Linked DNA regions of Mus musculus: region 2 is linked to region 1. Evidence: chromatin loops called from intact Hi-C (ENCODE). Cell type or tissue: left cerebral cortex. All regions are shown on one strand. Each heading gives the region's core, and the rest is flanking DNA. Links, peaks and the distances in the headings are about the cores only.

Region 1 (8,332 bases), core at 134-8,133:
AAACATTTTCTTTTTTTTGACAATGTCTAATTCTGTAGCTCAGTTAGCCTTTAACTTGCAAGGTAGCCCAGGCTGGCTTTGTCTCATGCCATGAGCCATCAAAATTCCATTTTACTCTCTCTTTCCTGAGAACTCAATCCATGTTCTTTATTGTTTCAGAAGCACCAGTAGAGCATTTTACTTTGTTGTCATTTTGACAGAGTGTCACTGTATCTACCATACAAGTCAGTCTGGCCTCAAGAGACCCTCTTACCTCAGCCTCCTGAGCAGCTGAGTCTACACTGTATCAGGTCAGAGGACTATTCGAAAACATTTTCTTGCTTTTGCAATTATTTACTGAGTGAGTGATGTGTGTATGTGAATATGTGGGTCAGAGGTTAGAGGACAAATTGCAGAGGGGAAGTTCTGTCCCCATTTCCACAATATGGGTCCTGGTGATCAAACCCGGATGGTTAGACTTGGTGGCAAGTACCTTTACCTACCGTACTATCTCCCCAGTCCTTCTTACTTATTTATTTTTAATGTGTGTGTGTGTGTGTGTGTGTGAGCGCAAGAGCGCACCTCATGAGAGAGAGAGAGAGAGAGAGAGAGAGAGAGAGAGAGAGAGAACGAACCTCATTAGCCCTGGTTGGCTTATAACTTGCTATGTAGACCAACCTGGCCTCCAATGAACTCAGACATCTCCTTGCCTCTGCCTCCCAAGTGCTGGGACCGAAAGCAAGCATTATTATGTCCAGCCAAAAGATCATTTTTATCACCGCCTTAAAAGAAATTCTAAGGCGATTACCAGAGGATTAAATGGCTTTTTCACAGAAGTCTCTTGCCTGGTGCTGGGTACTTTAGAGCTGAGTACTATTGGTTTCTGGCCTCTATGAAGTAGGTGCAGTCACCCTGCAGAATGTCTTACCAAGGAAGAAGGTGAACAGCACACCTGTGACTTGAAGTTGGGCCTGCCTGACTCAATTCTTGGATGCTTTGCTATCTTGTCTATGTTTTCTCATCAAGAAAAAAGGCAGGTAGAGGCGCGTCCATCAAAGGAAAATTTTCTCACATGCCCAGATGCCCTGTCTGCCCTCACCTGCTCCATCCAGACTGCAGTCCTGAGGAGAATGATGGGGCCATCCAGACTGCAGTGCATCTACAGTGCTTAACCTCGGTTCCTAACAGGAGTGCACGGCCTTTGAGCCTACTGCCGATGGGATCCCCAATCATTTTTGTGATCTTGAAAAGCACCTGATTCAGCAGAAATCAAATTTGGGAGTGGAGTTTTCTGAGAAAGAGAACCAAGCCTTGCTCTAGCACTGAGCTATACTCCAGACCCTAAAATATTTTGTTCTGTGTTGTTTTGGGACAGGGTCTTGCTATGTAACCCTAACTAGCCTGGGATTTGCACTGTATATAGGCAGGCCTGCCATAAACTCTAGAGATTTTTTTTCTCTTTTGGCCTCTGCTGGGATCAACGGCATACACCACCACACCCAGCACCTAAGATATTTTTGTTAATATTGTCGTCATTTACCGCCAGTGTCTCCGTTAGTGATCAGCTCTAACTTAAGCCCCGCAGTTATCATTCACAAGCATAGCATATATCTTAAGAGGGAGAACTTTGCTAGTCTCTGCTCCTTCACTCCATGTAAGAACAATACTCTCATTGCCTGTAGCAGTTTCTCTCTCTCTCTCTTTTTTTATTTTTGAGACAGGGTTTCTCTGTATAGCCCTGGCCCTGTAGCAGTTTCTAACTGCAGAATGCCTTGCTGTTCATCTTGCTCATTATGGACTACATCACAGATAAAAGTATGGTGGTTACAAGGACGAAGCTGGGTCTGCATTACATGTTCCATGTAATGGGATTTCCTTCATTTTATAAAAATGGTTATTTCTGTTTGGTACTATTATTTGTATTTGTATTTTTTTAAAAAAAAAAAAAGTTTTTTTTTTTTTTTTTTTTTTTTTTAAAATGTATGTGTATATGTGTGTATGGACACAAGAGCACAGGTACCCAGAAGCCAGAAGAGGAAACTGGATCTGTTGGAGTTACAGGTAGTTATGAGCCACCTGATGTATATGCTGGAAACTGAACTGTAGACCTCTGGAAAAGCAGTCCACTCTTCAATTGCTGAACCATGCTTTTTGTTTTGTTTTGTTTCTTAATAAAACACAGTCTCTCTACATAGTCCTGGCTGTCCTATAACTTGTTTTGCAGACCAGGCTGGCCTTAAACTCGTTGAGGTACACCTGCCTCTGTCTTCTAAGTATTGGGATTAAAGATGTACATGTGCCACCAAGGCAGGTTTGTTTGTACTCCTGAGAAATGGTCTCACTATGGCCTAGACTTCCTATATAACCTAGGCTGGCCTAGAATGCACAGCACTCCTCATGCCTCAACCTCCTAAGTGCTGGAATTATAGGTATGTGTCATCATGTCTGGCTAGACCTTGAGTAGTTTTAAATAGTTACAACTTTATAACAACATCCTACATATCTTTCTGCCTGGACAAAGCTCAGCTCTTGTTTTACTGGGTGCAGAATGTCGAGTAGAGACACAGATGTCTAATACCTTCAGTTACTCCACTTTCCAAGGCCTGATAAACCTCACCCTTGATACTTACTTTCTCTGCAGTCCGGTTCCAGACAGTCACTGTGTGACCCATTTTTAGCAAGTTGGAGACGATGCCACTTCCCATTAAGCCAAGGCCCAAAAATCCTATCCTGAAAGAGAGAGGTTGATTGGTCCAGGTAAAGGCATCCTGCAGCACCAATGACAATTTTTTTAATGGTGTTGGCATCAAACCCAGGGGTGTTTCATGTTAGGTCAATGGTCAACCACGGAGTCATACTCCTTGGCCCAGGACTGTACCTCTTCCTTTCCTAGACGGTCAGTAAGGGTCCCTAAATGCATATGGCCATTAACCATCAAAGCATGACTTCATGGCTCATGGCAAGTCTTCCAATTGTGAGGCCTCCCCTTGCTGCTCTGATAAAAGCATCTGAGCTACAGCTCTTGAATGGCTTCTTGATCAGCAACCCTGTGCACCAGGCTTTCAGACCACCCCAACTCATGCCAAAATGCATAAGTCACAGAGCCAAAGAGCTGAGAGCCAGGCAACCTCCACAATATGAATGCTAGGACTCGTATGTTCCACCCTTTCCTGACATCTGTTCTCCCAGGTTCTCACACTCAACCTACCTATCTACATCCCCGAAAGCACCGTTCCCAACGCCTTCCTTTCTCTGCAGCTGACATGCATATAGCAAATTTTGCCTACCTCAAACTTTCTCTACCTACTCCTTCCTCAAACTGGAGAACTTTGTGGGGCTGCTTGCTACTCCTGTTATCTTTATGCACTCGTACAGAGATCTACATCTTGTCTAAAAGTCTCTTTTCTAGTTCTTGTACATTATGAATATGTATAGGTCAAAAGATAACTTTGAATGTTATTCTTCAGATATTACCACCCTTTTTTTGGAGACAAGGTTCTCACTGGCCTGAAACTTGCAAAGCAGGTGAAGCTGGTTGGCCAGTGAGTCCCAGAGATCTACCTGTCTGTCCCTGCACTGATATCAGATCTGCAGCACCATGCCTAGCTGTTTCATGTGGGAACTGGGAACTGAATTTAGATCCTCACTTATGTGCTTTACTGAAGATTGACTTCAAACTCAATCTTTCTGGGCCTTGTTTTAAGAACTGAGATACAGCCTCACCTTGTAGCTCAGTCTGGCCAGCTATGTAATCAGTGACCTCAACTTAACAGCAATGTTCCTGTGTCAGGCTTCTGAGTGTGAGGACCAGAGTGAAGCATTCCACCCAATTGGTTCTTACATATCTTTATCTCTTTTTTCTATCAGAAATTCCACCTTTTTTTGTTTTCTATTTGGGTTGTCTCTCAGCTCTCTGCAGAATTCCCATGAAGACTCTGTGCAGTCTCTTTGGTTCTTCCCTTTGGTTTTTGGGAATCCAACCTGCAGGCACCCTTGAGAAACTACTCCTTTATTTGGAGGCTTACACTTACAGGGATACCCAGGACTCAACACTCTCTGTTTGAGCACATACAACATCTGAACCAAAGCCACCACCTTCCTCAACAAAACAGGGTTCTTTGACCACTAGGTTCCATGCCTAGACTTCTGCCATTTATAGCTCTTTTGTGTAGTACAGTTTCCTCTAGGAATGTCTACCAAGACAGGGAAATATTCTTTCCTTTTGTGTTTTGGAGAACCCAATAGATCTATGAATGAAGTATCTGGATTTCCATCATGACAAGTGACAGTTCAATAGTCTCTGTGTCAGCGTGGATTAATGTGGATCAGTTGCTTCATGGCTACTTCAAACTCATGTTAAGAGTCAGTTGCTTTGAGAGGCAGTCAAGATCTTGGGTAAGAATATGAGGACTCAAGTCCTTAGCCCTGTGCTGGTCTTGTTTGTAAAACAAATACAATGCTTACTAAGGGATATCTACCTTCTATGTCTGGCCTTCACCCTTTGTTTGAGACGTGGTTGTGCTAAGCAGCCCATGTTAGCCTAAAACTCCTAAACCTTCTCTATCCTGGTGCCTCAAGCGCTGGGATCACAGGTGTACGCTACCATCTCTGGGTTCTAGCTCCCCTTTGATTAGCTCCTATCTTCTGCATACTGCAGAGGGTAGTTCAAGAAGAACTTGTGTAACTAGGGATTTCAACAGTTTGAACTGTCAAAAGACACACTGAGTTTAGTCTGTGAGACAACTGTATGGAAGGTACAAACTAGAATTTATACTTGTTATATTGTTCACAAGATAGTCTCTTATAGACACCCTTTTCACGAAGTGACTGCAGACTCAACAGGCTCGCAATGAAGCAGCAAAGGCAAGGAAGTGTGTGGAAGGTTTGGGGACCATAGTCTAGGCAAGGTGGGAGGTTGACGGCAGGTACATGGGAAAGGCTAGGAGGTGATGAGAGAGAGAGAGAGAGACATACATACAGACAGACAGAGACAGGTAAAGCAAAACAAAGGGTTTTACTCCAAAAACTTTCTAATCTTGAAGTTCCCATCACAGGGTCTACTGAGCTACATTTCCAAGAATGGTCCCAGACTAGCAGTGTCAGCAAAGGCAGTTGTGCTACTTACAAGGACATGAATTCTAAGCCCACACCTTCTATCAACTGAGAAGGACTATCTCAGGCTTGAGGTAGTGCTTAAAAAGACATCATTTTTATGGGGCTCAGAGAACTTCTGAAACAGTTGCTCAGACTTACTGACAATTATGGAGCCAAGTCCTTAGCCTAGTCCCAAGGGATAGACCCTGGGGGGAGATGGCAACTTCCACCTTTGAGAAGTGAAACTGTTCCCAAATTAGTTATCAGTGGCTTAGACAGAGCCCTCAGGGCTTTCTTGGTGCCACCTCCCTAGTGCTCATAGAATCCAGAGCCTCCAGGAGGCCGCTGATCCAAGGTCTTACTTTTTGTCTGTGGGTGTAATGCTGCCATTCACAGCTGTGCTGTCTGCTGCCTGGATGGAGGTGGAACCAGTTTCCTAGGGATAGGAAACACAAATAACTGTTCAGCAATTTGCCCATGATGAGACCACAGGGGAAATAAAAACTACAACAAGGCAGGCAGCCTACATACCTCTTCACATATTTTCAACTTCTTTGTGATTGCCTGGTAACAGACAGCTGGCTAATAAAGAGGGAAGGGGGAAAAAAAAGACCATTTATTAAGTGTAAGAGTTCTACATAGTAATTTCCCAAAATGGTTAGGCCTAAAGTGAGATGGTAACACAGAATATTTCTTTGTCGTATAATTTTATCAAATTCAGAGTAAACACTCATTACCTCAACACTCCACATAGTTCTTCGAAGGTCTCTGATTCTGAGCATCAGAGGTGTCAACTTATATGCCTCGTTTTGGGAGTTGGTCAGAAGAGCCGGGCTGGAAATGAAATCTGCCCACTTTCAAAGCCACCCACTGCAATGGGATCTTTGCAAAGTTTGGCCCAACCTCTGGCCTCACAAACATGAGTAAAGCTTCCTGCTGCAATACAGGGTTGAGAGGCCATGCTGACCACAGGGCCACAGGATGTGGCACCAGGCACATGGGCAAGCTCCCGGGCATGGACAGGCTGTATGCCTAGCTCCTCCCACCCTAGACTCTGAAGGGCAGTGATGATAGCTTAGCAGCACAAGGGCTGAGTTCTAAAGGTTTTGTTTATTCTTAATCTCACTGGCACCTGATTTCCTCATGGGCCCACACTGTCACTCAGCTGGTTGCCATGGCAACATAAACACGTTTGCCTCAAGTGAGCACTCACCTTCTCTGTTTGGCTCAACAGAAAATGATGAAAATGAGGATCTGCATCTTTGACTGGCTGAAATTGAAAGACAAAGACATCAAATGAGCTGTCCACTATTAGTCCCTTCCTCTTGCCTAGAAGAGGGACTCCCTCTTGCTGCATGACTTCTCCAACTAAGTCTCCTTCACAGCTGTCTGGAAACTTCTATTTCTGAACTAAGTCTTTTTTTTTTTTCTTTTTTTTTTCTTTTTCCTGAAACAGGGTTTTTGTGTAGTTCTGGCAGTCCTAAAACTTCACTCTGTAGAACAGGCTGGCCTCAAACTCAGATCTCTGCCTGCCTCTTCCTTCGTCTTTTTTTCTTATTTTTTCAATTTCTGGAACTAGGGACAGAATTTAGGGCCTTGCCCATGGTAGGTAAGTGTTCTACCACTGAGCTCCTCCTCCAAGCCTTCTTTCCAGTTTTTTAAAAAGAGACGCTTTCACTTTATAGGTCTGGTTGGCCTTGAGCACAAAGAGAGCCGCCCACCTTTGCTTCTTTCAGACACCAGAAAAGTGCATTGGATCCCATTACAGATGGTTGTGAGCCACCACATGGTTGCTGGGAATTGAACTCAGGACCTCTGGAAGAGCAGTTGGTGCTCTAAACCACTGAGCCATCTCTCCAGCCCCCACCTTTGCTTTTTGAACTTTGTCTTTTTTTACATTTTATTCTGAGATAATATCTAAGTTACACAGCTGGCCTTCAACTTACTTGGTCACCAGGCAGGCTATTACCCTGTGACCCTCCTACTAGAAGGAGGTGCTCCTTTGCTAGGACTACACGCCTATGTCACCAGCTTAGTTCTGGTCTTTCATAAACCACTGCCATACTAGCTAAGGGAAAAATAGGCTCAAGTACAAAAAGACAGATGTTTCTGCAGGTTGAGATCAATCACTCTAGTAACTGTGTGGACTAATATCACAAAGCTCTCCTGCATTTTAGTACTAAGCATTCACCAGGCATATAGTTGGCCTGGCAATATAAACCACAGCAATTCTAGGACTCTTCTACCTTCAGAGTACTGATCTCCTTGGGTGTGAGGCCAAACCCTTGTAGGTCTTGGCTTTCTGGGGCCAATTCTGATTATAGTCACTATGACTATAGATCTCCACAGCTGTTCATAACTCTGCCTAGCACCAGGTGCAGGCACAGTGAAGCTAGTATGATGTCTCCTCCAATCCCCAAGCTACTCAACATCTGCACTGGTAGCTACATGTCTGCAATCCCAGCACTTGGGTATCTGAGGCAGAAGGATCTTCAGTTTGAGGCCAGCATGGATTACCCTGTCACAAGACAAAATAACCTCTTTTTTAAACCCTCCCCAGGGGGGAAAAAAAAAAAAATCACCTCCCCCTTGGGGTGGGGTGGGGGGAACAACAGAGCATTTATGGAAGACAAGGTGTTTACAGTCAACACAAAAGCAATCCTACCCTAAACAGTGAGAATGATAGCGGGTCTATAATCCCACATATGATGCTAAACAGGCAGACTACCTGGAACCTCAGACCTAAACATGGAGTTTTTTTTAACCTCCAGACTTCCGTAGTTTGTTCCAATAAAACAAAACCAAAAACCAGAAAAGGGAGAAAAGGGAAAGAGGCTCACACAGCATAGCCAGAAAATCTGCTATGCTCTTGTTCTGACATTGTGGACAGTCCTACGAGCAGGAAAGTTCTTTACCTCGGTCGCTGTTGGCTGCCATTTAAATGCAGCCATCGGTCCAGCCATCATCCCCTTTACAGTGCTAGACTCAGGGATGGTGAGGTCCTACAGGAGAAAGGCAGAGAGAGCATCAGCACACTTTGCTTCCCCTTTTGGCCACACTCAACCCTGAACTAAGCTCCTGGCAAGTGCCATGGTCTAAGTGTAAATATAAGCCAACCCAACTACGTGGGAGAAAAAGGGCAACTCGTTCTTGCTGTTTTGTACTAACAAAACCTGCTACTGCACGCATGTCACAAAGAGGTTAATAAGAACGCTGCCAGCAAGACACAGGAAAATACTTTATGGGAATAATAATCACT
Region 2 (8,332 bases), core at 253-8,252, 47 kb after region 1:
CATTGCTGTCACTGTCTCCTGTGAATCAGGCTGCCAGAGCTGCTGAGGGAGAGAGCAAACAGAAATTCTTCACTCAAGATATTAATGGCATCCTGCTGGAGTGAGTACCATCTGTTTGTTTGTCTCTGTTCTCCTATTTAAAATGAAACAGGGACATTGCATCTATCTCCATAAATGATAGAACTTACAAATCTTCAGCAACGGACATTATTAAAATGATATAGTACATGTATTGTCATAGTTGGAAGAGGATTTCTTGACAAGTATGCGATGAAAAAAGAGAATGCAGAAGAATGAATGACAACCTGGTGACCTCAGGTCTGCTGGGAGTTAGGTGCCTTTCAGGGTTCCTCCTCGTTTTCACTTGTGCTGCCATTTCTCTTCATCCCGTCATGCTTTTCCCAGAGCCCCAAAAACCTGAGGTACTTGGTTGTCTGAACTAATTAATAAGGACAACAGCAAGCATACAAAGCTAAGCCATGTCAGGCCACAGCTTTGCAACCCCTTTCCTGGTTATATTAGGTAGCAGGAGCAGCTTGATGCTCAATAGCAGGGCTTTGCTTATGTAAGGACAGTTGTCAAGGCTTGGATGTTTCCACAAATGGCCTCTACTGAGTAGAATGTGGATGAACCTTTTGGCTCAGCACAGGGCCTCAAAGAGCACCTGTGAGAGTTTTGTGTCAATAAAGAGCCTGCTTGATTGTGTCATATAAAGAAAGCTCGGGCTTTTTCTGTTTGTTTGGCTGGCGTCACTAGAGAGTGAGGATTTTCCTGATCTCATGATCATGGATAGAATTAGTAACTGAAAATCAAAATGTGGAGAAGGCTGGAAAGATGCTCTAGTGCCTATAAGAACTTGACATTGCTCTCATAGAGGACCAGGTTTTGGTTCCTAGTACCTAGATGGTGGCTCACAACTGTCTTTAACAACCTGACTTTTTAACTTTAAGTCCAGGGGATCCAGTGTCCTCTTAAGGTTTCCATGGGCACCAGGCATTCACATGGGACAGACATACACATATAGGCAAAACACTTTGCATAAAACAAAAATAAACCTTCGAAATACTGTCAGGAAATATTTCCTGCCAACTCCAAGCATTTTGTTACTTTCACTTTTAAAACTTTCATATTTTCTTTGTTTATGAAATTTAATACTCCTATCTTTTTGTCTTTGGTTTTGTTTTCTTGACTACCTTTGACTTGGTCTTATCCATGACCTAAGAGCCTTGATTCTTTTTTCCTAGCCAAGTTCTTTCAGCTTGAGAGTTTTTCTTGTTGCTGATGGAGATTTTATCGCTGTGGCCACATGGTTGGTTACATTGTGTGACTATCAGCCTACTTTTGGTGCCTAGCTTTCTTCTCCAGTCTGCAACCTAAGGAAGAGAAAACTTGCAGTGAGCTGCAGGCCATTGATGACTGTGTTGTGTTCTTCAGCATAGAGGTGCAAACTCGGGAGCTGACTAGCCAAATCCGTTCTGGGGTGTTTGCCTATCTGGCTTCATTCCTGCCCTGCAGCAAGGATGCTCTAGTCAAGCGTGCTCGGAAACTTCACCTCTACGAACAGGTGGGTGGCAGAGTCTGCCTAAGGATCCCATCTGCTGCACTACCTCCTTCTGATAGCCCGTTATGAGTCCTCAGTGTAAGACTGGTTCATGAGCCAAGCCTGTACTGTGTCCTTTTTTTGTAGGGTGGGCGCCTGAAAGAGCCACTCCAGAAGCTCAAGGATGCCATAGGTAGGGCTATGCCTGAGCAGGTAGCCAAGTACCAGGATGAATGCCAAGCACACACACAGGCAAAGGTTGCTAAGTAAGTATGTCCCATCTCACTTGAGTATCATCTTTCTGTATTATCTTCCTGTATCTCCTACTTCCTCTTAAAATTACTTGTATATATGTGAGTTGTCTGTGGAATGTGCATGAACTTGCAGAATCCAGAAGAGAGTCATATGCCCTGAAGTTGTTAAAGGTGATTGTGAGCTAGGGTGCTGGAAACTGAATTTGGATCCCCTGCAAGAGCAGTATATGCTTTTAAACTCTGAGCTATCTCTCCAGGTTCCTGTCTCTTCTTTTTACACTCCTCCAACACTTTTTACATTGCTCCTTCATGTGTGCTGTCATCCATGTAGGGAGCCCATGTGCTTTATATAGGGCATGGGTGGTTAAATAAAGATGGTGTTAGGTGTTGGCTTGATTCATTGGTGCTTTAGACAAATGAAAGAACCTCAGGAATTATTATTCTTTCCTTATAGGTTAGGTTATATGAAGATAGTTTTTGTTGATTTTCTCTAGGCAATGTAGCACTTTCTGATCTTAAGGAAAGTGCTGTAGAAGGGAGGAGTGGGAAGCTGGTGGGCAGGAGGACCTCAGAATTCCTTCTATTCCCTCTATAGGATGCTGGAGGAAGAGAAAGACAAGGAGCAGAGAGAACGGATTTGTTCTGATGAAGAAGAGGATGAAGAAAAGGGGGGCCGGAGAATAATGGGGCCCCGGAAGAAATTCCAGTGGAATGATGAAATCAGGTGTGCACAAACTGGGACCTTGCATCATTGGAGGGTTTGTGAGACCAGTGTCTGAGCCTGTTCCCATATTGCTAAAGAAGGTTAGGATTGATTACTTTCATGGGTTGCTGAAAGCACACAGTGGTGACTGTGAAACAGCATTTGGGGTGGTGGGAGGTTGCTGATCTCTCTCTCTGCTCCTCAGGGAGCTTCTGTGCCAGGTGGTGAAGATCAAGCTGGAGAGCCGTGATCTGGAGAGGAACAGCAAGGCCCAGGCCTGGGAGGACTGTGTGAAAGCTTTTCTGGATGCTGAGGTCAAGCCTCTCTGGCCCAAAGGCTGGATGCAAGCCAGGTGAGGTCTTTGTGCTGAGGCAGGGAAATCTGGCCTGACTGGGATGATCCCTGCCCCATAGGTTGCTATCTTATTGATTCCATTCTGATGTCACTTGAGTACTTAGGGTCATACTGGGATCTATAAAGGAGACTTCTTAATCTATAAGAGGGATCTTATTTGTGGAGTTCAGTTCTTGTAAGTCCTCATCCCACTTTAGTTGGAAGATTGGCTGCATTCTCTTTTCCTCACAGTATGAACTTTGTTGTTTGATGCAGTGGCTGTACCAGAGGCTAAGAGATGGAAGTCATCTTAGGGACTGCCTCATGGTTCCAAAAAGTTTCATTCACAAGGAGCCACAGTGCTAATTCCATGCTGGAGCTTAGTGTTGAGCTATCCAGAAGCTCCTTCATGTGTGCTGTCATCCATGTAGGGAGCCCATGTGCTTTCTGTAGGGCATGGGTGGTTAGATAAAGATGGTATAAGGTGTTGGCTTGATTCATTGGTGCTTTAGACATGAAATTTTCATCTTTCCTTACAGTTAGGGAATTTTCATTCTTTCCTTACAGTTAGGTTATATGAAGATAGTGTTTGTTGAGTTTCTGAGGGGGGGGGAGACCATGCTACATGTGCTACTTCATATTTTTTCCTTAGGTGGATTTAAATAGCACCACTGCCTTAGGGAACTTGTGGCTATGATAGGTTGCAACAAAGCCATTGACTTTCTTGATGGCTGTACATAAGTTGGTGAGGCCATATTAGGCCTCCTCAGCTGGATTAAGTGCCACTGAGTTCCAGAGCCTTCAGGAACAATCTAGAAGCAGAGTTGTGGCATAGCGGGGTAGATATGATACCCCAGCCCTTTGTCTTTCAGGACTCTATTTAAGGAGAGCCGACGAGGCCATGGACACCTGACATCACTTCTGTAAGTACCTCAGAATTTTATTTTTTGGGGCTCTGCTATTTTAATCTTTTCGTGTGGATCTCTTCTGAATCCTTTCTGTGTTCCTTTCTTTGAACAGGGCCAAGAAGAAAGTAATAGCTCCCTCAAAAATCAAGATGAAGGTGAGTCAGCCTGTTTGGGCCATGTGCCAACTGTCCTGAAGCTATGCTCAGGAAATCTCCTGAGTGATTGTGGCACTCTTGAAGGAGGCAGCCATCTGAGCTGGGCCACATAATTCTAGCTGCAGTTTTCCCGACATTATTCAGCCAGCCCAGGTCTTGTGGTTGTGGGGCTCAAGAATCTGAAGCAGCCCCAAAAGCGTGCAGTGCAAGGCCACTGTAAATGTGAAAGGTCACTTGTGTGGTGGTCTTCTTAAGAAGTATACTCTTGCTGTGGAACTGTGAAGTTTGTAGCAGTAGCAGGGAGAAGTGGCTGTTAGTTACCTGGGAGAACCACAGGGAAGTACAATGGATGGAGCACAGGAATGTGATAACCGTCTCACACATCACAGAAATCTCTCAACAGAGACCTTTGGTACTTGCCAGAGGAATTCGATTAGCCCTGCTTAAAGAGATTGTGAGATCAGATGTTTATTCCTGAGTATCTGAAAAGTTCCTAAAATCTGTGAGAACATACTGTGTTAAGTACTGGGGATACAGGAGCAATGGGATAGATCCTATTCTGATCCCATTAGCATGGCTAGGAGACAGGTATTGTGAAAAGTTAGAGGAAAAGAAGTTAATTGAAAGGAATTCTCATCAGTGGTGGCACACGCCTTTCATCCCAGCACTTGGGGTCAAAGGCATGCAGGCTCTGTGAGTTCTAGGACAGCAAGGGCTACATAGAAAGGGGAGGAAAAAACAGAGCAAAACCCTACCAAAAGCAACTTGGAAAAGAAAAGGTTTATTTTGTCTTACAGCTTATAGTCCATCATCCAGGGAAGTTAGGGCAGAAACTCAAGCAGGGCAGGAGCCTGGAGCCAAGAACGATACAGAGGCCCATAGAGAAGTGCTGCTTGTTCCTTATGGCTTATTTAGCCTGTTTTTTCTTTTTTCTTTTTTAATTAATTAATTAATTAATTAATTAAATTTTACATCTTGACTGCAGTTTCCTCTCTTTCGTCTCCTCCCAGTCTCTCCGCCCCCCAATCCACTTTTCCTTTGTTTTTCTTCAGAAAAGGAGAGGCCTCCCATGGATATCAAGCAGCCCCGGCATATCAAGTTGCTGGAAGACTAGGCATATCCTCTCTATTGAGGCAGCCAAGTAGGAGGAAAGGGTCTCAAAGGCAGGCAACAGAGTCAGAGACAGCTCCTGCTCCCACTGTGAGGAGACCCATGTGAAGACCAAGCTATACAGTTGTAAGATATATGCAAAGGGCCTAGGTCAGTCCTATACAGGCTTTCTGGTTGGCAGTTTAATCTTTGTGAGCTTGTGTGGACTCAGGTTAGTTGATTCTATGGGTTTTCTTATGGTGTCCTTCACCCCTCTGGCTCCTACTTCCCTTCTGCAGGATTCCTCAAGCTCTGCCTAATGTTTGGCTGTGGATCTCTGTATCTTTTTGCATCAGTTGCTGGGCAAAGCCTCTGATGATGATTATGCTAGGCTCCTATTTGCAAGTATAACAATATCTTTAGCTTGGGCTCCCTTTTATGGCATGGGACTCAAGCTCAACCTGTGGTTGGTTGGCTACACCTTCAATTTCTGCTCTATCTTACCCCAGCACATCTTGTAGGCAGGACAGATTGTAAGTTGAAGGTTTTGTGGCTAGATTGATGCCCCAGTCCCTCCATTGGAAGTCTTACCTGGTTACAGGAGATGGCCAGTTTATCAGCCTGCTTTCTTATGGCATTCAAGACCACCAGTCCAGGAGTGGCACTGCTCATAGTGAACTGGGCCTTTCTACGTCAACCATTAATCAAGAAAATGTGGGCTAGAGAGATGGCTCAGTGGTTAAGAGCTCTGGCTGCTCTTTCAAAGGTTCCGAGTTCAGTTCCCAGCAACTACATGGTAGCTCATAACCATCTGTAATGAGATCTAATGCTCCCTTCTGGTGTGTCTGAAGACACCTATAGTGTACTCATACATAAAATAAATAAAATAATTCAAAGAAAGAAAACCAACCTCCCCACCACCCCCCCCAAAAAAATCAAGAAAATGCACCACAGGCCAATCCCAGTTAAGATTATTTCTTCCAAATTGGGCTTGTATTAGGCAGTTGATATACAACTAGCAGGTACAGTGAGTAAACCTTGTAGTATTTCAGAAACTGAAAGAAGAAAAGTTTTGCTGTGGGCATGTGCTAGCCTAAAACCAGTCTCCACCAGCTAGATACATATGACCAGATAATACTATAAGTCAAAGCACACATGGTACCTACACTCATCCATCACTTGTCTTGTAATTACCCAGTAAGCTTGAATTCACATGTTGACATCCTCATAACAGGCCACTATTGGCATCTTTGAGTCCATCTAACTATGAGCATTTCCATTTTCCTTCAGGAATCATCTGTTAAGCTTGACAAAAAAGTTTCTGTTCCATCAGGACAGCATGGTGGTCCCACTACTTTGCTCTCAGAACATCAGGGCGGAGGCCTGAACACTGGGGCAAACAGCAGGGAGCATCCATCCCAGGCAACTTGTGGCCTCACTGACTCTGTTTCTGTCACCCTGGAGGACTCCCTGGATGAAGACCTCGTCAGGAATCCAGCCTCCTCTGTTGATGCTGTGTCTAAGGAGCTGGCTACGTTGAACAGCAGAGCAGCCAACAGTTCCGAATTCACACTGCCTACACCCTCCAAAGCACCAACAGAAAAAGTTGGTGGTGTTTTGTGTACAGAAGAGAAACGGAACTTTGCAAAGCCCAGCTCTTCTGCACCACCCCCCACAAATGCTCTGCAATCACCTCTCAATTTTCTGGCTGAGCAGGCTCTAGCACTGGGGCAGTCCTCTCAGGAGAAAAAGCCAGAGGGTTCTGGCTTCAAAGAGCTATCCTGTCAGGGTCCCCTTAGCAAGGGTGTGCCTGAATTACACCCGTCCAAAGCAAAGCACCACAATTTGCCACGGACGTCTCATGGACCCCAGGCAGCAGCTCCTGTGCCTGGACCCCAAGTCAAAGTCTTTCATGCAGGCACTCAACAGCAGAAAAGCTTCACACCCCCATCCCCATTTGTCAACAAGCTGCAAGGCCCAAAGGCCACCTCTCCACAGTGTCATCGGTCCCTTCTGCAGCTGGTAAAGACAGCAGCCAAAGGCCAGGCATTCCATGCCACTATGCCAGCCTCCTCTGGAAGTTCACCAGCCTCCAGCAGCAGTGCCCATAAGACGACAGCCTCAAACTCTACCACCATCAGCCATCCAGCCAAGCTGCACCCCACCAGCTCTGTGGGGCCGTCTTATAAGAATAACCCCTTCGCTGGCTCAGTCTCTAAACATGGGGCTTCTTCTAGCAGCCCATCGCCCGGAGGAGGAGCCCAAGTGCAGAGCTCTGTTTCTGGGGCCTCGCTCCCGGGGGTGCAGTCTCCCTCAGCAGGACAGTCTGCTAGCCGAGCTGCCCCAAGTTCTGCTGTGAAAAAAACACCTGTTACTCAGAAGCTGACCCTTGTAGCTCCACCTGGAGGTCCAAATGGAGATTCTGGTGGTGGGACCCAGGGAGTGGCAAAATTACTGACTTCCTCCCTGAAGCCTGCTGCAGTTAGTAGTGTGACATCGTCTACCTCCTTGCCAGTGAGTATTCCAACCTTGCAACCTTCCCTAGCTTCAAGGTTTTGGGAATAAGGCTGGTTGTCTTTCACAGGTCTGTAAAAGTGGTCTGAAAGAGAAAGTCAGATGATGACAGTTAAGTGAGATTAGATACTGGGGGGAGTACTGGGTTTTCTGTTTAGTCTCACTTTAGCTGGTGGATGGAGGACTGGTATAGCCTCAATGTCTTAGAGAAACTGGGAGGGAGGGAAAAAGAGAGGGAACATCTTTTCCTAGAACCTGACTTTGCACTGTGACTCAAAGATGGACATACCTTCAGCCATTAGGTAGCAGTTAGAATGTGTTTATACCTCAGTACAAAGTGGCAGTACCTATTGGTTGCAATTCTTTGATTAGCTTGAAGGGACTCTGTAGGATATGGTGACTTGACAGAGCCTAGCAGGGAAGGTGTAGGGTGTGTGTGTATGTAAAATTAGAAGTTTGGCCAAGGGTAGTGTTGCACATCTATAATCCCATAGATAGAAGCAAAATCAGGAGTTAAAAGCAAGACTTGGCTACATATCTACAAACTGAGACCAGCCAGGATACATGAGGCCCTGTCTTAAATTGAAAAGAGGTCTAGAAAGATAGCTCAGCAGGTAAAAGGAAAAAAAGCACATAGACCAGGACACCAGGCTATGGTGGCAGTCACATCTTTACTCCCAGCACTTGGGAGCCAGGCAGAGGCAGGTGGATCCCTGAGTTCCAGGACAACCAGAGTCTCACAGAGAAACCTTGTATGGGGGTGGGGGTGGGGGTGGGGGTGGGGTGACATTACCTCTCTTGAAGAGTGCCTGAGTTTGGTACCCACCACCCACATC

Evidence for each region. Peaks named below come from ENCODE experiments on the same cell type or tissue, not always from the same donor. Only the 100,000 strongest peaks of a DNase experiment are listed, where the experiment ranks them.
Region 2: it touches region 1 in a loop (2.6-fold over the local background); 7 of 42 quality-filtered maps call a loop at or near these places.

Annotation. Positions count from the first base shown.
Region 1 is chr16:5,023,899-5,032,230 of GRCm38, forward strand. Glyr1 (glyoxylate reductase 1 homolog (Arabidopsis)) reads right to left here. Exons shown (of 16, transcript NM_001079814.1): 6 at 7,989-8,075; 7 at 6,287-6,343; 8 at 5,605-5,655; 9 at 5,436-5,509; 10 at 2,610-2,709. Among named protein-coding and RNA genes, the nearest start is that of Rogdi, 15 kb to the left of the region's middle. In left cerebral cortex, for the core only: no CTCF peak of the experiment used is centred there; no DNase peak of the experiment used is centred there.
Region 2 is chr16:5,070,620-5,078,951 of GRCm38, forward strand. Ubn1 (ubinuclein 1) reads left to right here. Exons shown (of 19, transcript NM_026666.4): 9 at 30-100; 10 at 1,435-1,564; 11 at 1,688-1,806; 12 at 2,390-2,518; 13 at 2,703-2,849; 14 at 3,703-3,753; 15 at 3,851-3,893; 16 at 6,273-7,496. Among named protein-coding and RNA genes, the nearest start is that of Gm23483, 14 kb to the left of the region's middle. In left cerebral cortex, for the core only: no CTCF peak of the experiment used is centred there; a DNase peak (open chromatin) is centred at 3,923; H3K27ac peaks cover 520 bases.